Linked DNA regions of Homo sapiens: region 1 is linked to region 2. Evidence: chromatin loops called from intact Hi-C (ENCODE). Cell type or tissue: mammary epithelial cell. All regions are shown on one strand. Each heading gives the region's core, and the rest is flanking DNA. Links, peaks and the distances in the headings are about the cores only.

What was found. Hi-C counts contacts between places; a loop is a spot of excess contacts. Peaks named below come from ENCODE experiments on the same cell type or tissue, not always from the same donor. Only the 100,000 strongest peaks of a DNase experiment are listed, where the experiment ranks them.
Region 1: a loop joins it to region 2, with 11 times the contacts of the local background. A loop is called at or near these places in 3 of 110 quality-filtered maps.

What each region holds. Positions count from the first base shown.
Region 1 is chr9:129,650,964-129,662,876 of GRCh38, forward strand. No RefSeq gene overlaps it. Among named protein-coding and RNA genes, the nearest start is that of PRRX2, 8.7 kb to the right of the region's middle. In mammary epithelial cell, for the core only: no CTCF peak of the experiment used is centred there; a DNase peak (open chromatin) is centred at 6,058; H3K27me3 peaks cover 284 bases.
Region 2 is chr9:129,868,479-129,879,785 of GRCh38, forward strand. USP20 (ubiquitin specific peptidase 20) reads left to right here. Exons shown (of 26, transcript NM_001110303.4): 12 at 384-524; 13 at 832-947; 14 at 1,194-1,366; 15 at 1,975-2,069; 16 at 5,004-5,037; 17 at 5,221-5,266; 18 at 6,098-6,278; 19 at 6,351-6,477; 20 at 6,832-7,001; 21 at 7,082-7,163; 22 at 7,652-7,760; 23 at 9,860-9,962; 24 at 11,095-11,166. MIR6855 (microRNA 6855) reads left to right here and starts at 1,127; the gene lies at 1,127-1,193. RefSeq lists enhancers at 1,742-2,241, 5,887-6,387. In mammary epithelial cell, for the core only: no CTCF peak of the experiment used is centred there; no DNase peak of the experiment used is centred there.

The sequences.
Region 1 (11,913 bases), core at 2,158-10,157, 220 kb before region 2:
GGTGCCGAGTGCTAGCGGGAGCCAGGGCCAGGTGGCCTCGCCTGGGCAGTCAGTGGTGGTTGAAGTGGGCCCTCCACCTGGGCAGGAGTGAACTGAGAGAGGAGGTGGGGGCAGAGGCAATGGGGCCTCTCTCTCTGCCCCTCTGGAGGAGGAACCCTCCCGGCCCCAGGTCCCAGCACCGGGCTGGTCCAGGGTGGGTGTTCATGGCCTGGGAATGGCGGATGGTTTTCTCACCTTGACCCCCAAGGCCGAGCTATCTGACACTGGCCTGGTCCCCTCTTTCAGACAGTTTCCAGCATATGACATGAGCCATCTGTCCCCGGTCTCCAAGCTTACTGGTTCCTCCCAGGTTCCAGAGCGCCCAGGCCCACACGAGTCTCCCAAAGGCCTTTCAGCCATGCCTGCAGGCGGAGAACATGGCCTCTGGCCTGGGCAAGCAACCTCTGGGGTAACCCTCTCCCCTCTAAGACTCAACACCGGCTCCTAAAACCCAACTCCAGCCCCTTGCTACCTGCTTCAAAGCTGGCTTCAGCCCCTGCAGAGACTTCCCCCTAGAGGAGCCCTCGTCCCCAGACAGCCAGGGGCCCCTTCCCTACTCCCATCCTGCCAGGGTGACTGATGTCCAATCCTGCTTCTGCCGTGGCACCTGCATTCTCCTCCACTGCGTGAGTGGAACGGCCGACTTCAGTCTTCCTCTCTTGGCTGTGGCCCCAAGGGCAGAGGCCACTCTACCTGGTCCCCAGTGTCCAGCCCAGGGTGAGCAGAGGAAAGAGCTTGGTACATTTTTAGTAGAGATGAGGTCTTGCTGTGTTGCTCAGGCTGGTCTCCAACTCCTAAGCTCAAGCAATCCTCCTACCTCGGCCTCCCAAAGTACTGGGATTACAGGCGTGAGCCACCGTGCCCAGCCGAGCCCATTCTTGCAGGTGCAGCCGCATTCAGGAGATGTAGGGGGGCCAGGTCTACAGATGGCCAGGCACCTATGGATGTCCCATAACCTTGGTGCATACAGAGTTTAAAAATATAACTTGAGGCCGGGCGTGGTGGCTCATGCCTGTAATCCCAGCACTTTGGGGGGCTGAGGCAGGCAGATCACCTGAGGTCAGGAGTTCGAGACCAGCCTGGCCAACATGGTGAAACCCTGTCTCTACTACAACAACAAAAATTAGCGGGTCATGGTGGTGCGCACCTGTAGTCCCAGCTATTCGGGAGGCTGAGGCAAGAGAATCACTTGAACCCGGGAGGCAGAGGTTGCAGTGAGCCAAGATCATGCCACTGCACTCCAGACTGGGCGACAGAGTGAGATTCTGTCTCAAAAAATATATATAGGCCGGGCGTGGTGGCGGATGCCTGTAGTCCCAGCTACTCCGGAGGCTGAGGCAGGAGAATGGCGTGAACCCGGGAGGTGGAGCCTGCAGTGAGCCGAGATCGCGCCACTGCACTCCAGCCTGGGCCACAGAGTGAGATTCTGTCTCAAAAAAAAAAAAAAAAAAAAAATATATATATATATATATGTAAATATATATACTTATATATTTTTATATAAAATTTATATATATAATTTTTATATAAAATAGAAATTTATATATTTTATATATATATATATATAAAACTTGAGCTCTTGGGCATGCAGGGGAAAGTGAGGCACAGTGATACCAAAAATGCTACTGTGAGTTGCAGCCCCCGGGAGCAGGTAAAGCCAGGTGCTCTGAGGATCCTTTGCACGTGCTAGGTCTCCTGCCTGGCCACATCTAGACCTGGCCCTCCTACACCTACTGAATGCAGCTCCACCTGCAAGAGTGGGCTCAGCTGGGCACGGTGGCTCACACCTGTAATCCCAGCACTTTGGGAGGCTGAGATGGGAGAATTGCTTGAGCTTAGGAGTTGGAGACCAGCCTGAGCAACACAGCAAGACCTCATCTCTACTAAAAATAAAAAATAAAAAAATTAGCCAGGTGTGGTGGTGTGTGTCTGTAGTCCCAGCCACTAGGGAGGCTGCGGTGGGAGGATCGCTTGAGCCCGGGAGATTGAGGTTGCAGTGAGCTGTGATTGCACCGCTGCACTCCAGTCTGGGTAACTGAGTGAGACCCTGTCTCAAAAAAAAAAAAAAAAAAAAGAAAAGAAAGAAAAGAAAAGGAAAAACAGGCCGAATGCAGTGGCTGACGCCTGTAATTCCAGCACTTTGGGAGGCCAAGGTGGACGGCTCACCTGATGTCGGGAGTTCGAGACCAACCTGGCCAACATGGTGAAACCCCGTCTCTACTAAAAATACAAAAATTAGTTGGGCATGGTGGTGCATGTCTGTAATCCCAGCTACTTGGGAGGCTGAAGCACAAGAATCACTTGAACCTGGGAGGTGGAGGTTGCAGTGAGCCAAGATTGTGCCACTGCATTTTAGTCTGGGTGACAGAGTGAGACTCTGTCTCAAAAAACAAACAAACAAACAAAAACAGTGGGCTGAATGCCTCTTCCTCAGGGAAGCCCTCCCTGATACCCCTCTCTCCCCCTCCCTTATGGTCCCTGATCTTCTTGCTCCTACATTCGCTATCAATATTGGCTCAGTGACTTCCCTGCATTTCTGGGCCATCTGATCACAGCTTTATCCCCAGTGCCCCTCCCCAGTCCCGGATGGTGGCCGCTGCTGTTTAGTGGACCCCAGGCTTGTTGTCAAGACACGAAGGTTTGAGGAAACTGGGGGCTGGCTCAGTGAGTGGGCTGGTGAGAGGCAGAGCTGGGACTCGAACTCAGATCTGTGTGGGGCGGAGTCACTGGCATCACCACTGGGCGCTATTTCCTCCTGGGGCAAAGGAGGGAGGCCTCCAGGAATCTGAGGATTCAGGGCTGAGCAGCGGGAGGCAGGTGGGGTGTGGGTGGGAGGGTGGAGGACCCGAGGCCAGGATCCGAGGCCAAATTTGCTGTACTGAGATCTGGGTGATTTGATGGGGCAGGGTATGGTGGGGCATAAAATACGGCTACCTGCACTGAACTCCCCGGGAGGGAGAGGGAGAGGGAAGACCAGTGGCCGGGAGAGCAAGCCAGACTGCAGGGCCATTCACACGTCCCGCTAATCTGAAACAAACCAACGGGGAGGCTCAGGGTCCCGCTTGGAGGCCCTGACAGGGTGATGATATACAGATTTTTAAATAAATGTATCTCATTAGGGACGCGTTGTCTGGTGAGAGAAAAATGATGTCCTTCCCTGCCCTGCCTCCTATTTCCAAAAAGAAAAAAAAAAATCCAATGCTACAGCTAAAAAGGAAATTGCATTAATACAGATTGTTTTATTTAAAAAACCTTGACCTCGACTTCAAAAAAAGTCATTAGACATTCTCTTTCTCAAAGGCTGCCGGAGTGATTACGGGGAGGCCTGCTCCTTTCTCAATGACTTACTGTTCCTGCACTGCTCAGGGAAATGTGTGAGGGATCGGGGAGTAATTTAAGGCTGCCTGCAGAAAGGTGTGTAAATCTTTGCACGTTTAAAGAAACTTTACCAGACCACTAACTCAGAGGAAAAGAAAACTGGAAGAGTCCGCACCCCCTCCTCCTTTTTTCCGTTTCTTTCCTTTGGAACTCTGATCTCTTTGATCGTAAACATGATCATATTTCACTCCCAAAATATCAGCAATCAGCGGACTAAGGAAGTGGGAGCCCACGGGGAGTTTCGCCGCCGATTAGGCCCTTGGTTTAATTATTTAACGCCTGCCTGGATCGTGCAGGCTGTGAATACACCCTCCTGGCGCGGGTTCAAGAGTAAGTTATAAATAATAATAACTATTATATCCCCAATTAAGCCCGTGAGCTGAGAGCCTGGTCCCAATCCTCAGCCCCGCCTGGTCGTCAGCCACTGTGCTCCCCATCCTCACATGCCCCCCCACGCTGTGTGCAGTGGACAGCCTCACACAGCTCCACCGCACCGCAGGGGAATCGCAGCAAGATGTAGGGCCCGGGGAGGGAGGAAGGCAGGCCCTGAGGGCTCCAGAAGGCTCTGGGAAGTCTCAGGGCCCCCCAGGCCTCAGCCTGTGCCCCTCGCCTCAGGCATCCTTCCCACGACTCCCAGGGAAGGAACGACAGGGGAGAGTGGGGAAAGTTTGCCAGGAGACAATTTGGAGAGCAGTAGTGGGAGTTGGGTCCCAGATTCGCGGTTAGTCCTTTCTTCTCCGAGCCTCAGTTTCCCCATTTGTAACTGAAGGGAGTTCTCCAGCAAGGGTCATCCTGGGAGCTGTGTCTGTCCCAGAAACCCAAAGCCCACAGTTTGGAAGACGTCTTTGTTGGAAGAGTGGTCAAGCCTGTCCGAGTTCAGTCTGCAGTAACCAGGCTGCCACAGCTGGACCGTAGCATCTCCTCAAGAGGCCCACTGGGGTTCACGGCCCGGTGCACACCCGGGATGCCTCAGTGTATAGTAGGTGCTCAATAAATCATGGTGGTGTGAATCATTCAGGATTGTTTCCCATTGGGCTCCCTGTGAAGCCTGCAGTCCCTGAGGGGTGGCAAGGGGGTTGCCTGGCCTACAGCCCTGCTCTCCTGGAGCCCTGCGCCAAGTAGGCACCCAAAAGTAGCTTGTCATTTGTTTCCACACCCAGATCTGGGCCTGTCCTTGCTCTGCTGGGTCCTCAGGATTCCAACCTACCTAACAGCCCCCACAGGATTGGCCAAAGTACAGTCCACCACCCTGGTGCCGGTCATTTCCTGCCAGGTGGGCAGTGGAGACCCTGACCACCAGCATTCCACCAGATGCTCACTCTTGGGCTCGCCGTGTAGGGAGCCCTGCTATGTGCCAGCTGCCCCCGCCTCCTGTAGCAGTTTCTCCTGTGTAAGGCTTTGGGGACTTCATGGTGAAAAGGACACACAAAGTCTTTGGACTCTCATCTACAGCGTCAAGAGGGCACAGCAAACAGCTTACAGTGAGGAAGCTGAGGCTCAGAGAGGGAAGTGAGTTGCCTAAAGTCACACGCAAGCCCACAGTGGGACCGGCCTTGAACCCAGCAGGATCTTCCCACTTAGGACAGGTTCTCTCTCTATGTTGGCTTTCTCGAAGCCTTTCTTCCCATCCATAGGTGATGTTCACTGAATATTTTCAACATATGGGCTCCTGCTAGGCTTTTTATTATACATGGATCTTTTCATTTGATTCTCAGAACCCTAGCAGGGAGGTGCTATTATTACCTATGGCTTCACAAGGATGGAAACTGAAACCCAGAGAGGTGAAGTGACCCAATCAATGTCCGGCAGCTGGAGAGTGTCGAATGTGGGGCCAGCACCTATAAAAGATTTAAAACAAAAACAGGAAAACAAAGAACCATGTGGGAGGAGAAGAAAAGGGGGGCTAATACACTGACTTGCCACCTGGACAGATAGAGCTACTGTGATTACATCATAACACTAGCTCTGGGTTTCCTGGTAGCCAAGGCAAAAAGGGGAATACAGCAGGTTGCCCAGGTTTCATTATTTGTTTTTTTGTTTGTTTGTTTGTTGTTTTTTTAAAGGAGAGACTATAATTCTTCAAGGAAAAAAAGATAACTTCCTGGCCCTTAATTCTCATGGAACAACTTGGCGTGATGATTGAGAGGCTGACAAACTTACTGGGACACAGAGCTTAAGATCTCTGAGCCTCAGTTTCCCTTCCTTGCATGAGAGTCGTAAGGAGGCTTTGAGACAATACGGTTTAGTATTAATACATTGCCTGGCTTACAGTAAGGCTCCTTAAGTGGGACCCTGCTATTGTGGAGCTCATCTTTATCTTTGAATTTGCAAGTAGGTCAGAACCTTTTTCAAAGGGGTGTACGATTTCAACCCTCACCAAGAGCTGAGCACCAGTCACTTACTTCAGCAGGGTATCCCAGTCAGGAGATCCTCAGGAAGGAAACCAAGGCTAGGAAATGTTGAGCAGCGAGCCAAGAGAGATAGCCAGATATTCTACCCCCCCGAGCTCAGCCTCCACTTCCCAGGGGATAGACTGGGGTCTGGGATGAGCAGGGAGCTCCACTGTAATCTCAGCCTGACACAATATTTACAGAACGCTGTGGTCTGTCACGGTCACACCTAGTCATGTCTGAGTCACATCAGCCTGCGGTGTTTATGATTCCCCAGACACACAGCAGTGAGCACAACTTCGCCTGTGTGCCTCTGTGTCCCCTCCCTGTTCAATTGCCTTCTTCAGAACAGGCTCTTGGGTCTGTGGCTGCAGGGGCTGATCAACTGAACCAGAAGGGCTGCAGGATTCCATCTTGTCCTTGGTCTCTGTTTCCCCATCTGTGAAACGGGCCTAGTCCTTGAGTCATTGACGATCAAGTGTCTTGCAGAGGTTGTGATGGTTTAAAAATGACACTAGGCCGGGCATGGTGGCTCACGCCAGTAATCCCACCACTTTGGGAGGCCGAGGTGGGCGGATCATGAGGTCAGGAGATCAAGACCATCCTGGCTAACACAGTGAAACCCCATCTCTACTAAACATATAAAAAATTAGCCGGGCTTGGTGGCGGGCGCCTGTAGTCCCAGCTACTTGGGATGCTGAGGCAGGAGAATGGCGTGAACCAGGGAGGCAGAGCTTGCAGCGAGCCCAGATGGCACCACTGCACTCCAGCCTGGGTGACAGAGCAAGACTCCGTCTCAAAAAAAAAAAAAAAAAAAAAAAAAAAAGAATGACACTAATGTAACTCAGTAAGAAATAGAGAACTGTTCCAGTGGAAAATCAGTCGTGAGGCCGGGTGCGGTGTCTCACACCTGTAATCCCAGCACTTTGGGAGGCCAAGGCAGATGGATCACTTGAGGTCAGGAGTTCAAGACCAGCCTGGCCAACACGGCGAAACCCTGTCTGCCTGTAATCCCAGCTACTCAGGAGGCTGAGACACAATAGTCGCTTGAACCTGGGAGGTAGAGGTTTCAGTGAGCTGAGATTTCCCTTCTGCCTTCCAGCCTGGGTAACAGAGTGAGACTCCATCTCAATAAAATAAAATAAAATGGGTAGTGAATATAAACAGACATTTCACAAGTAAGAAACGCAAGTGGCCATTAAATATCAGACACTTACCTTTAGCAATAACTCCAGATATGCAGATTGAAACAGAGAAATACCTTTTGAAATTTAAAGTAAATTATAGTAGTTTGTGCTAGCAAGGATACAGAGAAGCTGCCAGGAGTAGAAGTTGATACAACCTTTCTGAAGACAAAGTGGTAATATTATCAAAAGTCTTCAATCTGTGTAGAATCTTTGACCCAGTGTGTTAGTTTTTTGTTGTTGTTGCTGTTTAGAGACAGAGTCTTGCTCCGTCGCCAGGCTGGAGTGCAGTGGCGCAATCTTGCTCACTGCAACCTCCTCCTCCCAGGTTCAAGCAATTCTCCTGCCTCAGCCTCCTGAGTAGCTGGGACTACAGGTGCATGCCGCCACGCCTGGCTAATTTTTTGTATTTTTAGTAGAGACAGGGTTTCACCATGTTGCCCAGGCTGGTCTCGAACTCCTGAGCTCAGGGAATCCACCCGCCTCAGCCTCACAAAGTGCTGAGATTACAGGCGTGAGCCACCACGTCCAGCCCAGTATGTTAGTTTTCTATTTGTTGTTACAACTCATCACAGGCTGGTGAGGTGGCTCACACCTGTAATCTCAGCACTTTGGGAGGCCGAGGTGGGTGCATTACTTGAGACCAGGAGCTTGAGATCAGCCTGGGCAATGTGGTGAAATCCCATCCCTACAAAAAATTAGTCGGGTGTGGTGGCCTGCACCTTAGTCCCAGCTACTCCGGAGGCTGAGGTGGGAGGATGGCCTGAGCCCGGGAAGTCAAGGCTGCAGTGAGCTATGATCACACCACTGCACTCCAGCCTGAGCAATGGAATGAGACTTTGTCTCAAAAACACAAAACAAAACAACAACTTATCACAAACCTATGATTTTAAAAACACAAATTGGGCCAGGCGTGGTGGCTCAAGCCTGTAGTCCCAGCACTTTGGGAGGCTGAGGTGGATGGATCACTTGAGGTCAGGAGTTCAAGACCAGCCTGGTCAACATGGTGAAACCCCGTCTCTACTAAAAATACAAAAATTAGCCAGGCATGGTGGCGCACACCTGTAATCCCAGCTACTGAGGAGGCTGAGGCACAAGAATCGCGCGAACCCAGGAGGTGGAGGTTACAGTGAGCTGAGATGGTGCCACTGCACTCCAGCCTGGGCAACAGAGTGCTCGCTCTGTCTCAAAAATAAATAAATAAATAAATAAAACACAAATTGATTATCTTAGCTTTCTTGGAGTCAGAAGTCCCGGGCTACAATCCAGGGGCTGGCGGGGCTGTATTTCCTTCTGGATTCTGTTTCCTGCTTTTTCCAGCTCCTGGAGGCTACCTGCGTTCCTTGGCTTGTGGCTGCCTTCCTCCATCTTCAAAGCCAGCAACAGCCAATAGAGTCTTTCTCACATCACATCACTCCGACAGCAACTCTGCTGCCTCCCTTTTCCACTTGTGATTACTATATGGGGCCCAGCCAGATAATCCAGAACAATTCTCCAGTGTTAAAGTCAGCCGATAGGCAGGCTTAATTCCATCTGTTACCTTAATTCCCCTTTAACACATTCATGGGTCCCAGGGATTATGATATAAACACCTTTGGAAGGTCATTATTTGCCCACCACAGCCTATTCTAGGTATTTATTCTTTGTGTGTGTGTGTGTGTGTGTGTGTGTGTGTGTGTGTGTGTGTGTGTGTGTGTGATGGAGTCTCGCTCTGTTGCCCAGGCTGGAGCGCAGTGGCGCGACCTCGATTCACTGCACACTCCGCCTCCCGGGTTCACGCCATTCTCCTGGCTCAGCCTCCCAAGTAGCTGGGACTACAGGCGCCCGCCACCACGCCCGGCTAATTTTTTTGTATTTTTAGTAGAGACGGGGTTTCACCGTGTTAGCCAGGATGGTCTCGATCTCCTGACCTTGTGATCTGCCCGCCTCGGCCTCGCAAAGTGCTGGGATTACAGGCGTGAGCCACCGCGCCCGGCCATTCTAGGTATTTATTCTTAAGAAAATAACGGTGTGGCCAGGCGCGGTGGCTCACGCCTATAATCCCAGCACTTTGGGAAGCCAAGGTGGGCGGATCACCTGAGGTCAGGAGTTCCAGACCAGCCTGACCAACATGGAGAAACGCCGTCTCTACTAAAAAGTACAAAAATTAGCTGGGTGTGGTGCTGTATGCCCGTAATCTCAGCTACTCCGGAGGCTGTGGCAGGAGAATCGCTTGAACCTGGGAGGCAGATGTTGCAGTAAGCCGAGATTGTGCCATTGCACTCCAGCCTGGATGACAGAGACAGAGTGAGACCCCCTGTTCAAAAAAAACAAAAACAAACAAACAAAAAAAAAAAACAAAGAAAGAAAGAAAGAAAAGGAAAGGAAAAAGCAAATGGGGAAACTGAAGCCTAAAGAGTTTAGGAGCCTTAACGAAAGCCCATAGTGGCCGGGCGTAGTGGTTCACACCTGTAATTCCAGCACTTTGGGAAGACGAGGTGGGCGGATCACCTGAGGTCAGGAGTTCAAGACCAACCTGACCAACATGGAGAAACCCCATCTCTACTAAAAAATACAAAAATTAGCTGGGCATGGTGGTATATGCCCGTAATCTCAGCTACTCGGGAGGCTGAGGCAAGAGAATCACTTGAACCTGGGAGGCAGAGGTTGTGGTGAGCCGAGATTACGCCATTGCACTCCAGCCTGGGCAACAAGAGCAAAACTCCATCTCAAAAAAAAAAGGAAAAAGTCTTGAACGCCTCGTGTGTGTGTTAAGGCCTTTTAGGAATGGGTTATAGGTGATTTTTATTCTCTTAATTCTAATGATGCTTTCTAAAATCTCAACCATAACATATTACTTTTGCAATAAGAAAAGTTACCTTTTCATTTTTAACATGTGAGCTTTTGAGACTGGGGCAAATATGAGTTTTCACTGAAGGTCAGACCTAGAACTTAGCCTCAAATGGAACCACCAGTGAATAATCAGCTCCTTCTCCGCGAATCCCATCTGGTGAGCAGGGGCCCTCTTTCTTTCCCTTCCCTTTCTCCCTGGCTGGCTGCAGTGCCCGGCTCAGTAACCACAAGTTGATCTGAGAGGTTCTGAATGGGAATCCTATTTGCCCTCCATTTCCTCTTCTGGGTTAGCCTCTCAGATTTATCAAAATCATCATGAAATGATTTATTTTTAGCCATATCCCTTTGGGGTGATGAGTCCCTGAGTTCTGCCCTCCTGGGATTCCCTGGAGTTTCCTTGGGTGTATTCCCAGGCTGGATCAGAGCTGACGCTCATGCTCAGCAGGTTATAAAACAGGAGGTAAACATACTTCCACTTTTATAACATAGGACTATAGTATACAATCCTAAACATAAAACTATATGTAGGACTGTATATTATAGAACTTTCTTCATCTCTCTAGATATATAGAGATAAGCTACAAAGATATATTCGAATTATTTTTAGTTCATCCCTTTTTCTTGTCTTATTGCTTTCTTGTCTTATTGCACAGTGCAGCAGTCTATGCCCTTTGCCCCACCCTTCCATCCCTGCCCCAACCCCAGCCCTTATCCCCAGGCTGGGCAAGGGAATAGGCAGCAACAATAATGATGGTAAATCCACAAGAACCCTTTGGATTGGCTCCTCTACTATTCCTATTTTACAGACGATGGGACAGACTCAGGGAGGATGGGCAAGTGACATATTCAAGGCCACGCAGCCAGTAAATGGCAGTGGGTAGATTCATACCCATGTCCCTCAGCTGCACAGTCCGAGTTCACCATCCTTGCCCTGTCTACTTCTCAGAACATATGTTTATTTTATTTGTTTTATGTATTTATGTATTTATTTATTTTTTGAGACAGAGTTTCACTCTTGTTGCCCAGGCTGCAGTGCAATGGCGAGATCTTGGATCACTGCAACCTCTGCCTCCCGGGTTCAAGCAATTCTCCTGCCTCAGCCTCCTGGGTAGCTGGGATTACAGGTGCCCGCCACCACACCCAGCTAATTTTTTGTATTTTTAGTAGAGATGGGGTTTCACCATGTTGGCCAGGCTGGTCTCAAACTCCTGACCTCAGGTGATCTGCCCGCCTCAGCCTCCCAAAGTGCTGGGATTACAGGCATGAGCCACTGCGCCCAGCCAGATATTTAAAAAATAATCATTGTTAACATGTATTAAATGCTCACTAGGTACCAGGTGTCCTTTATTTATACATTGGTTTATTTAATCCTCCTAACAGCTCATTTTCTTTTTCTTTTTCTTTCTTTCTTTTTTTTTTTTTTTTTGAGATAGGGTCTCTTTATCTGCTGACCTTCCCTCCACTATTGTCCTATGACCCTGCCAAATCCCCCCCTGCGAGAAACACCCAAGAATGATCAATAAATACTAAAAATAAATAAATAAATAAATAAAATTAAATTAAAAAAAAAAGAGAGATAGGGTCTCACTCTGCTGCCCAGGCTGGAGTGCAGCGGTGCCATCACAGCTCACTGTAGCTCAACCTCCCAGGCTCAAGCAATCCTCCGATCTCAGCCTCCAAGTAGCTGGGGACTATAGGCATGCATTGCCACACCAGCTACTTTTTTTTTCTAGAGATGAGGTCTCACTATGTTGCCCAGGCTGGTCTTGTACTTCTGGGCTCAAAAGATCCTCCTACCTCAGCCTCCCAAAGTGCTGGGATTACAGGCCTGAGCCACCACACCCAGTCAGCTCATTTTACATTTAAGGCCCCCAAGAGAAAGAGGCTAAATAGATTGCTCAAAGCTCAGGCAAGGTCTTGATCTGCACCCAGGAGGCTGGTGCCAGACAGCCATCATGCTACAGAGATGGAGTTACCTCTCAACATGTGTAGGATGAGTAATTGCAGGAGTGAGTGGAAGAAGCCACTGTGGCCACTGGCCATGCCGAGAGATCGGAACACTGCGCTTCCCAGCTCTGGGCCTCGCATTG
Region 2 (11,307 bases), core at 1-8,000:
ACCTCAGCCTATGGCCCAGTACCTACCGGGTGCTGAGCGCCGACCTGCAGTAGCCCCCGGGGGACGGGTTCTTCACTAGACCCGAATGACAGTGGGGAAGTCAGCCTCCGGGGGGGCTCAGTGATGTGCCCAGGGTCCCCTAGCTCATAATGCTGGAGCCCAATTCAGAGCCCTCTCCCAGAGCCCTGAGCCTTCCAGCCGGACATGGATTGGACAGGTCTGCTCCGGCCTGTGTGCTGGGGCCAGGAGTGGGCACATGACAGAGGAGACACATTAGGGTCAGGCTTTCGTCCCTTTAGGAGGGGCTGGCAGGTCATCTTCCTGCCCACTCGTGGAGCTGGCCTGGCTGCCCTGGCCCAGCATGGTACCCTCTCTGCCCCCAGAGCCGGACAATGATGCTCACCTACGCAGCTCCTCTCGCCCCTGCAGCCCCGTCCACCACCACGAGGGCCATGCCAAGCTGTCTAGCAGCCCCCCTCGTGCAAGCCCCGTGAGGATGGCACCGTCGTACGTGCTCAAGAAAGGTTCGGGGGGCACGGGAGGGTGGGTCAGCTTGAGGCTGGGAGTACAGATTACGCCCGTAGCTGCCTTTCTCATGGCCCCCTGTGGCGGAGGGCCGGGCTATGGGCTCCTCTCAGGTACACCCCTGAGACACCAGTGTGGGAGCCACGTTTTGCAGAGGATGACACAGAGGCATGAGATGGTGAATTGCTTACCCAGTCATGTGACTCACGGATGTCACTCCACATCCTGTCAAAGGAAGCCGCAGGGCCCGCACCTCGCCCCGGCCAGGCAGGTGGAGGCTGGGCTAGTCCTGTGCTGTGTCCCCAGCCCAGGTATTGAGTGCTGGCAGCCGGAGGCGGAAGGAGCAGCGCTACCGCAGCGTCATCTCAGACATCTTTGACGGCTCCATTCTCAGCCTTGTGCAGTGTCTCACCTGTGACCGGGTGGGTGCCCCAGGGATGGGGGGAGCTGGGCCAGGCTGCCAGTGGCCTCAGCAGCTCTTGCCCTGACTGGGTGCAGGGTGGGCTCTCCACGGGTGCTCCCTGCTTTTATCCAGGGGAGGGCCCTGCCTGCGTGGATCCCGTGTCTATGGCCTGGGGAGTAGTCCCTCTGCCCCTCACCTGCTGCTTGGGGTTTGGGGTGCAGACATTGCCAGAGGATGGGCAGCAGACTGACCTTCAACCCCACAGGTATCCACCACAGTGGAAACGTTCCAGGACTTATCACTGCCCATTCCTGGAAAGGAGGACCTGGCCAAGCTCCATTCAGCCATCTACCAGAATGTGCCGGCCAAGCCAGGCGCCTGTGGGGACAGCTATGCCGCCCAGGGCTGGCTGGCCTTCATTGTGGAGTACATCCGACGGTGCGCCCACCTTGCCACTACTGGGCGACATGGGCTGGGCCTGTCCTGGTTTTCCTGGGCGGGAGACAGTACACAGTGAAGTCCATGCATTTGGGGAACCAGGGAGGTCCTGGGAGGAGCTGGGGGCCGAAGCCTGCAGAGGAGTTGGCTTAATATGCAGGGGATTTCTTGGCTACTTTGAAGTGGCCAGGATTGGATAGTCCCTTGGAGCTGGAGGGCGATGGACAGCAGGGAGGTGACCACATGGCAGGTTGAAGGGAGGGCAGCAGCAGGACACAGGCCTGGTTGGCGGGAAGGGCAGCAGCTTTCCCAGGGCTGCCTCTCCTGCCTGAGGCCAGAGACCCGCATGACCCCAGGGAGGGGGTAGCATGATCATGGCCGCAACACAGATGAAGGAGGCCAGGCTTGCGGAGAGATGATGTCACTCGGCCCAGGACACGGACGTGTCTGGCTCCAGGCCTCTGCCCCGACCCGCCGTGCCCGGCTGCTTCTCTGGGCCTTCAGGGTCCTTCTGCGGCTCAGGCCTGACAGACCTCAGCCAGAGTCCCTTCAGCTCCTGTTCTTGCCCAGGCCCTGGCAGCACCCCTGCACTCCTTTTCTGTCTGTAGGTTTGTGGTATCCTGTACCCCCAGCTGGTTTTGGGGGCCTGTCGTCACCCTGGAAGACTGCCTTGCTGCCTTCTTTGCCGCTGATGAGTTAAAGGGTGAGGGGCCTGGCTGGCAAGGGTCGGGGAGGTGGAGGGTTGTGGGGACGGGGATGTGCAGACCCCAGCAGGCCAGCATGCAGCCCAGGGCTTGTGGGATGCACAGCCAGGCTAGACTTGGCTTCCAAGGTTGATCCCATCAGATACCCACGCCCACTGCCAGCCACGCTGGACCAGGGCCATGTGCTATCCCAACCCCATCATCTTGCAGCTCTTGAGTGTTCACTTATTTTTATTTTTACCAATTTGGTGGGCAAAAATGATGTATGTTAATTTTTCATTTCCTTGATTACTGATGAGTTTCTACATTTTTTGTTAAATATACTGGCTCTATGTATTTATTTAAACATTGCCCATTCCTGTTCTTGTTCTTTTTCTCCGTTGGCTATTTGGCATCTAAACCTTTGGGAAAACTCTCTCTTTTTTTTTTATTTCCAATTTTCAATTGCGATAAAATACACAAAATGTAAAATTTACCACCATAACCATTGTAAATGCTGTTTTTAACAGAAAGTGCACAGTCGAGTAGTGTTAAATACATGCACATGGTCACGCAGCCATCCTCCCCATTCATCTCCAGAACTTTTACATCTTGCAAACCTGAAACTCAGTATCCGTGAAACAGCTCCCTACTCCCACCTCCCAGCCCCTGGCAACCTCCACATTCAAGTCTGTGAATGTGACTACTCTAAAGGCCTCATAGAAGTGGAATTATACAGTACTTGCCATTTTGTGACTGACGGCTTTTACTGAGCATAACGTCCTTAGGGTTCATCCACGTTGCAGCGTGTGTGTCGGAATGCCCTGCCTTTTGTATGCTGGTTATTTATTGTTCCATTGTGTGGATGGCTGGGGCCTTTCTGCTTATTCGTTCATCCGTCAGTGGACACTCAGGCCGCTTCCCTGTTAGCTATTGTGAGGAATGCTGCTCTGACCATGGGTGTGCACACCTCTCTTCTTTCATCCCTTTGGGTCTATGCCTATTTTTAATTTCTCGAGGAGCCACCGTACTGGGTTCCACAGTGGCCACCCCATTTCACATTCCCACCAGTGACGCACAAGAGTTCCAGTTTCTCCACATCGTCGTCCACACTCATTTTGTTTACTTTTTTGATGGGAGTCAACCTCATGGGTATGAGGTGGTATCTCATTGTGCGTTTTTTTTGTTTTGTTTTGTTTTGTTTTTGAGACGGAGTCTCTCTCTTGACGCCCAGGCTGGAGTGCAATGGCATGATCTCGGCTTATTGCAACCTCCACCTCCTGGGTTTAAGCGATTCTCCTGCCTCAGCCTCCCGAGTAGCTGGGATTACAGGCACATGCCACCACGGCTGGCTAATTTTTGTATTTTTAGTAGAATGGGGTTTCACCATGTTGGCCAGGCTGGTCTTGAACTCCTGACCTCAGGTGATCCGCCTGCCTTGGTCTCCCAAAGTGCTGGGATTACCGGCGTGAGCCACCGCACCCAGCCTCGTTGTGGTTTTGATTTGCATTTCCTAATGATAGTGATGTTAAGTGTCTTTTCATATGCTTGTTGGCCATTTGTAAGTGTTTGGAAAAACATCTATGTGAGTCTTTTGCCTATTTTGTTTTTTGTTGCTTGTTATAGGGATTCTTTTTTTTCTTGAGACAGAGTCTCACTCTGTCACCCAGGCTGGAGTGCAATGGCATGATCTTGGCTCACTGCAGCCTCCGCCTCCTGGGTGCAAGCAGTCCTCCCATCTCAGCCTCCCGAGTAGCTGGGATTATAGGCACGTGCCACCACACCTGGCTAATTTTTGTATTGTTAGTAGAGATGGGGTTTTGCCATGTTGGCCAGGTTGGTCTCGAACTCCTGACCTCAAATGGATTTGCTGCCTTGGCCTCCCAAAGTGCTGGGATTACAGGTGTGAGCCACGGTGCCGGCCTCGTTAGTTAGAGGAGTTCTTTATGTGTCCAGATACGTGACTTATAACCCTGTCCTCCCATCCTGTAGGGTGCGTTTCATTCTGTGGTTTGTGTCTTTTGCTTTGGTTGCCTGCACCTTTGGTGTTGTGTTTCAGAGATCATCGCCAGATCCAATGTCATGAAACTTTTTTCCTACTTTTCTCCTAAAAGTTTTATAGTTTTAGGTCTTATATTGAGATCTTTGATCCCATTTTGACTTAATTTTCACAGTGTGCATGGAGGGGGAAACTATACATTAAGATTTTAAGCTGGTCATGGTGGCATGTACCTGTGACCCCAGCTACTCCGGAGGCTGAGGGTCCTCTGAGCCTAGGACTTTGGGACCAGCCTGGGCAACATAGCAAGACCCTATCTCAAAAAAATTGTTTCAAATACATTTTCTGTAATTAATGTTGCACTTCCCACCCCACCTCCATTTTGCCTTTTGCCTTTTAATTTTGCTTTTGGTGGTATCTTACAGATGTTGAAGTATTTCTGGGGTCAAATATAACCATTTCTCCCTTGTATGGATTCTGGCTGTGGGGCCCAGCCAGGGCCTTCCCTCCCTCCAGTACCTCTCAGGTTTTATTTCTTTTTCTTTTTCTTCTTCTTTTTTTTTTTTTTTTTTTGAGATGGAGTTTTACTCTGTCACCCAGGCTGGAGTGCAGTGGCATCAGCTCACTGCAGCCTCTGCCCCGAGCCCCCCAGGTTCGAGCGATTCTCCCACCTCAGCCTCCTGAGTAGCTGGGATTACAGGCACGCACCACCACGTCCAGCTAATTTTTGTATTTTTAGTAGAGATGGGGTTTCGCCATGTTGGCCAGGCTGGCCTCGAACTCCTGACCTCAGGGGATCCGCCCGCCTCGGCCTCCCAAAGTGCTAGGATTACACGCATGAGCCACCATGCCCAGCCAGGTTTTATTTCTTAAGCAGAAATCATTATAGTCACTTTTTTTTGCTCCCTCATTTTGCATCCTTGCTAACCTCTGACCCTTTGTTTTACTGCCCTAGGTGACAACATGTACAGCTGTGAGCGGTGTAAGAAGTAAGTGAGCCTTCCCCCGCCTTCTCCCTAACTGCCGTTTCTGTGCCCTACATATTCCCCTTGGGTTCCTGCAGAGAGCCCCCTATAATCCTGCCTTCCCAGAAGGGAGCCGGGTGGAGGGCTGCTTCCCTGGCCCCTGGCCCTGATGCCGGACACTGATGCTGGCTCGTGCTTCCTCCCCAGGCTGCGGAACGGAGTGAAGTACTGCAAAGTCCTGCGGTTGCCCGAGGTGAGCCAGTGGCCTCGGCAGCCTCCTCCTCAGCTATCTCGGGATGCACACCAGCACACACCAGGCAGGGGCTGAGCCTGCTCCACTGCTCGGGCACTTCTGTGCTGCAGGGGCCGTGGAGACTCCATAGCTTTGGCTGAGAAACCTCTGGGAAGGGTTGGCAGGGGGCACATTTTTCCAACTGTGACTTGGTGCCCTCTCTCGGTAGCCTCAGCACATGTTGTCTAACATGTTGTATGAGGGCCCAATGGGAGGCAGGTGTGTGGGACACTGGGTTACCACCCCCAGTGAGACAGCTATGGCTCCTGCCAGCTGCAGAGTGGCGGGAGGAGAGCTGGTCCAGCTGGGGCTGTTGCCAGGGGTCTTTCTGAGGAGTAACGTCTGAGTGGGGCCTGGAGGGTGTAGGCTGGTGTCAGCGTCGTGGATGGAAGGCACAGAAGGAACAGACAAAACCCCAGTGCAGGAGCAGGCTTGTCCGCACCAAGGAAGGCACGTGTGGCTGGAGCAAAGAGGAGAGGGCCCTGGCAGAGGGGGCCCAGGTTGGGGCTGTGGTGGCTCGGGGAGGCTTTGTGGCTTCTCAAAGGTAGTGCCGACAGAACTGGTAAACTTGATGGCTCATTGCAGCTCTTGGGGTCCAGTTCTCAGCAGTGGAGCTGGGAGTGATCTGTGTGACTTAGAGCGAGCCCAGTCTGGCCCCCACGTGGAACTCTTGGATTTGTTCCAATGGAGTCAGCTTGCATGATCCCATCAGCTGTCCTGGGCCCGTGGGCAAGGCTGCGAGGGCCCGCATCATTTCTTCCTAGATGACCGGCGCTCTCTCTGTCCCCGCAGATCCTGTGCATTCACCTAAAGCGCTTTCGGCACGAGGTGATGTACTCATTCAAGATCAACAGCCACGTCTCCTTCCCCCTCGAGGGGCTCGACCTGCGCCCCTTCCTTGCCAAGGAGTGCACATCCCAGATCACCACCTACGACCTCCTCTCGGTCATCTGCCACCACGGCACGGCAGGCAGTGAGTCATGTCCCCTCCCCTGCCGTCCCCATCCGCTAGGATCCCTGTGACCCGTCTGCTCTGCCGCCGCAGGTGGGCACTACATCGCCTACTGCCAGAACGTGATCAATGGGCAGTGGTACGAGTTTGATGACCAGTACGTCACAGAAGTCCACGAGACGGTGGTGCAGAACGCCGAGGGCTACGTACTCTTCTACAGGTGGGCGCTGGGCCAGGCCTGGTGGAGGAACCTCACCATCCCCGTCCCCTGGGACCCATGGGCCTTCTGGGTGTGTGTAGGGGACAGCGCCTGGATTAAGCCAGGGAAGTAAGGACTTGGATTGTTAAGAAACAGCCCTCTGGCTGCTGTGGGGAACCCAGGAAGGCAGCTTGGAGCCTTCTCCAGGGCCCTGGCTGGCGGCACAGGGGGCTGCTCACATGTCCAGGACCCGTGAAGGACCCAGGAGGTGGTGGACAGGGCCGGTAGCCCGAGGTGCACTGGGATGGGGGCTCTGCATGTGTCTGAAGGTGGCAGCCGTCAGGCACAGCTTCTCGCCCCCTCCTCACCCCACAGGAAGAGCAGCGAGGAGGCCATGCGGGAGCGACAGCAGGTGGTGTCCCTGGCCGCCATGCGGGAGCCCAGCCTGCTGCGGTTCTACGTGTCCCGCGAGTGGCTCAACAAGTTCAACACCTTCGCGGAGCCAGGCCCCATCACCAACCAGACCTTCCTCTGCTCCCACGGAGGTGAGGCGCCCCCTGTGGTGGGAGAGCAGGGTGGGCAGCTGGGCCGAGCCACAGCTTCGCTCCCTGTACCTTCTTCCCAGGCATCCCGCCCCACAAATACCACTACATCGACGACCTGGTGGTCATCCTGCCCCAGAACGTCTGGGAGCACCTGTACAACAGGTGAGAGCCTGGGAGGCCAACTTGTCTCCGTCCTGTCCAGGGCCCAGCTGGGCAGGAAAAGAGGGGAGGGCAGGGAAGGAATGCCACCAGGACCCCACACCACACTCTGGCCTCCACGTGGGCAGCACAGAGCCGCCTTCACTTGTCTCATGGAGAATGACACATGTCGTTTGTGGGAATCCGCTTGGATCCTTCCAGCGGCAAGGGACAGGAAACTGGCTGAAGCACAGCTGAGTGTGTTGGCCATCTGCTGAAGCACAGCTGAGTGTGTTGGCCATCTGCTCTTCAGCCTTGAAGCAGGACCTCCCTTGGGCTGTGGGCGCGCTGCTCCGTTGCAGGCTCTGTGGTGCTCACACAGAGGTGCATGCAGGCCTGCGACAGCGCTGAGGGGGCACTGATGGCTTGAGGGGGAAGTGGAAGGCAGTGATCACTCTCCCCTCCCTGGTACCCCGCTCAGGCCGTGTCTCTCTCTCCCACCCTGGGCACAGATTCGGGGGTGGCCCCGCCGTGAACCACCTGTACGTGTGCTCCATCTGCCAGGTGGAGATCGAGGCACTGGCCAAGCGCAGGAGGATCGAGATCGACACCTTCATCAAGGTGCGTGCGGCGAGGCGGCGCGGGGGCGGCTCTGCCAGCCTCTGCCTGGGGCAGCTGGGGACTTGGGGACAGAAGAATCCTGTGCAGTCCCTGAGCAAGTTTGAAAGCAGTCTTTTGAGGCTGGGCATGGTGGCTCACACCTGTAATCCCAGCACTTTGGGAGGCTGAGACGAACAGATCACTTGAGGTCAGGAGTTTGAAACCAGCCTGGCCAACATGGCAAAACCCCGTCTCTACTAAAAATACAAAAATTAGCTGGGCTTGGTGGCAGGTGCCTGTAATCCCAGCTACTTGGGAGGCTGAGGCAGGATAATCGCTTGAACCTGGGAGGCGGAGGTTTCAGTGAGCTGAGATTGTGCCACTGCGCTCCAGCCTGGGCAACCGAGTAAGACTCCATCTCAAAAAAAAAAAAAAAAGAAAAAGAAAAGAAAGGAGTCTTCTGCGGGGAACTAGATGGCCAGGTGTCTAGGAGGGCTTTTCCTGGTGGGAGGGTTGGCTTGAGTAAGTGAAGCCTCATCGCCCGGGTGCTGTTGAGCTTAAAGAACCAGTAGATGGATCCCATTCTCAGCCTTGGCTGTGTTATTTTGGGCTGAATTATTCTTTATTGTGGGGCCGTCCTGTGCATTGTAGGATGTTTAGCAGCATTCTTGGCCTCTACCCACTAGTGCTAGTGACAACCAAAATGACCTCCAGAGATTGCCCAGGGTCCCCTGGGGTGCAGAGTACCCTCCCTGCCCTGGGTGAGAACCACTGGGCTCTACAGACTGCCCAAGATAAAGCAGGAAGTGAAAACCAAGGTGCAAACCAGGACTCAAGTGTGACTGTGTTTAGAAGAGGGACTTCTGTGAGGGAGCTGAGTGCAGGCGAGGCTCCTGGCGCACTCCCTCCCTGCCACGCTACTTCTAACAGGGTTAGGACGTGTTCCACTCACAGGGAGGGCCTGGTGAGAGACACTGAGGGACGCCCGTGCTTTGTGGCCATTAGGAAATGATTCTGCTGCCTGGGCATGGTGGCTCACGCCTGTGATCCCAGCACTTTGGGAGGCCGAGGCAGGTGGATCACTTGAGCCCAGGAGTTCAAGACCAACTTGGCCAACATGGCGAAACCCCATCTCTACAAACAATACAAAAATTAGCCAGGCATGGTGATGTGTACCTGTAGTCCCCGCTACCTGGAGGGCTGAGTGAGTTGGGAGGATCACCTAAGCCTGGGAGGTTGAGGCTGCAGTGAGCCGTGATCATGCCACTGCACCGCAGCCTGGGCAATAGAGTGAGACCCTGTCTCAGAACACAAACGAAAAAGAGACTGTCAGGGCTGGGCCTAGTGGTATGCACCTGTGGTCCAACCTACTCAGGAGGCTGAGGTGGGAGGATCACTTGAGCCCAGGAGGTCAAGGCTGCAGTGAGCCATGATTGCGCCGCTGCACTCCCGCCTGGGCACAGAGTGAGACCACCCCCCATCTCGAAAAAGAAAATGCTCCTGTCAGAAGGAGAGCTGCCTCTCTGAGCAGATAGGCACATTCTATTCAACCGGAGAAAATTAGCATCTCCCAGGCCGGGCGCAGTGGTTCATGCCTGTTATCCCAGCACTTTTGAGAGGTCGAGGTGGGCGGATCACCTGAGGTCAGGAGTTCAAGACCAGCCTGGCCAACATGGCGAAACCCCGTCTCTACTAAAAACACAAAAAGTAGCCAGGTGGTGGCACACACCTGTAATCCCAGCTACTCAAGAGGCTGAGGTGGGAGAATCGCTTGAACCTGGGAGGCAGAGGTTGCAGTAAGCCGAGATCGCGCCACTGCACTCCAGCCTGGGTGACAGAGTGAGATTCCTTCTCAAAAAGTAGAATCTCCCTTGTGGTCTCAGTTGGGTCAAACAGTTATTGAAGAGACCCACAAAATGTTACCACCGTCCTCTCTGAGTGATGGGTGTGTTCATTTTGTTTGAGCTTGTCTGGGGGTTTGATTTTTCACCTTGAGTATCTGGTGTTTTTGTAAGACTCTTGGGTGAGGGACTGGGGCGGGGGCATTTGGGAAATCCTTGCTGAAGGTAAATAGAGACTGACCTGCCCTCTGTCTCCTCCCGTCCCTGCCCGCCTGCCAGTTGAACAAGGCCTTCCAGGCCGAGGAGTCGCCGGGCGTCATCTACTGCATCAGCATGCAGTGGTTCCGGGAGTGGGAGGCGTTCGTCAAGGGGAAGGACAACGGTGAGCTGAGGGGGGACCTGGCACTTACCTGCCCTGGGGGCCTCCTGGGAGATGGGATGCTGGCAGGGGAGGGCTGGCACACAGGGGCTCCTGCAGGCCCCATGCCTGCCCCCAGGTGCCACCCATCCAGGGTGAACAGAGAGCATGGGGCTTTGCCAGTCCCCAGTGGGGATCACTGTCCCCACCCAGAGGCAGGAAGCTGCTCCTGCTCTGCGCCCCCTGCCCTTCTCCACTCCCTGCCATGCCCAGCAAGCTGCTCTGCCCTCCTGCAAGGCCCTTTCCTCAGGGGAGTGTGTCGCCCGAAATGACAGATTTGTCATCTGACTCCTTGGATTTACAGAGGTGGAGACAGGCCCCATCACAAGCTCCCAGGGTCCCCCAAGTCCCCAGTGAAGAACAGCAGAACCAAGCCATGGAAGCCCACAGGCTCTAAACTATTAAACCTGCATTAAAAATTTCGGCTGGGGCGCCCTCGGGGCATAATCTAACCTGTGGCTCCGGGGCCCGGCAGGGTGGGTAGAGCCCACGGTTCTGCTCACGGGACCCTTGGTGTGGAGCATGAGCACCCACCTGTGCTTGGGAAGGGAGGCCTCATTGCCATCCCGCTAGTCGGGGAAGGTGCCAGGGCCACCGTGAGGCCTCTCTGGTGGTGGCTGAGGCCTTCAGCATGGCTGTGGTTGAGAATGTAGCTCCGGAGCCCTCGCCCTGGCCTGGACGCTGGCCTTGCCTTCTACCAGCTATGACCTGAGTGGTTACTTCACCTTCCCAGGCCTCGGCTCTGTCTCTGTAAACCTCTGTCTTGTCCTGTGGTTGCCGAGGCTAAATGAGATAGCTGGGCAGAGGGGAAGGGGCGTGGTGAGCGGCAGCTGCCAGCAGAGATAAGGGCATGGGCCATCCACCGCAGCTCCTGCGGCCAGCACAGAGTCTGAGACCATCTCGTGTGTCCTGGAAATTCCCTCTGCTGGGTCCTCAGACTGCCACAGAGGAGCATTGGGTGGCTCAGGCGCCTCATCCATTAGAGACTTCACGCTGACCCCCAGGCCTGGGGCGGCCCCACTTGGGATGGCTCTGCTGCTGTGGAGGGTGGAGGGCATGGCAGGGGCTGAACCCGAGCCCGCTGTGTCTGTTGCAGAGCCCCCCGGGCCCATTGACAACAGCAGGATTGCACAGGTCAAAGGAAGCGGCCATGTCCAGCTGAAGCAGGGTGAGTTCCCCCTGGGGTCAGCCAGGCTCCTCTCTGCCCTTCCTGGCTGCCAGGCTGCTGCCCAGTCCCGTCCTTCCAGGAGCCCCCTTACCACCTGTCTTAGAGTCAGGCTGAGACGTCCACCTGAGTCCAGACCCAGGC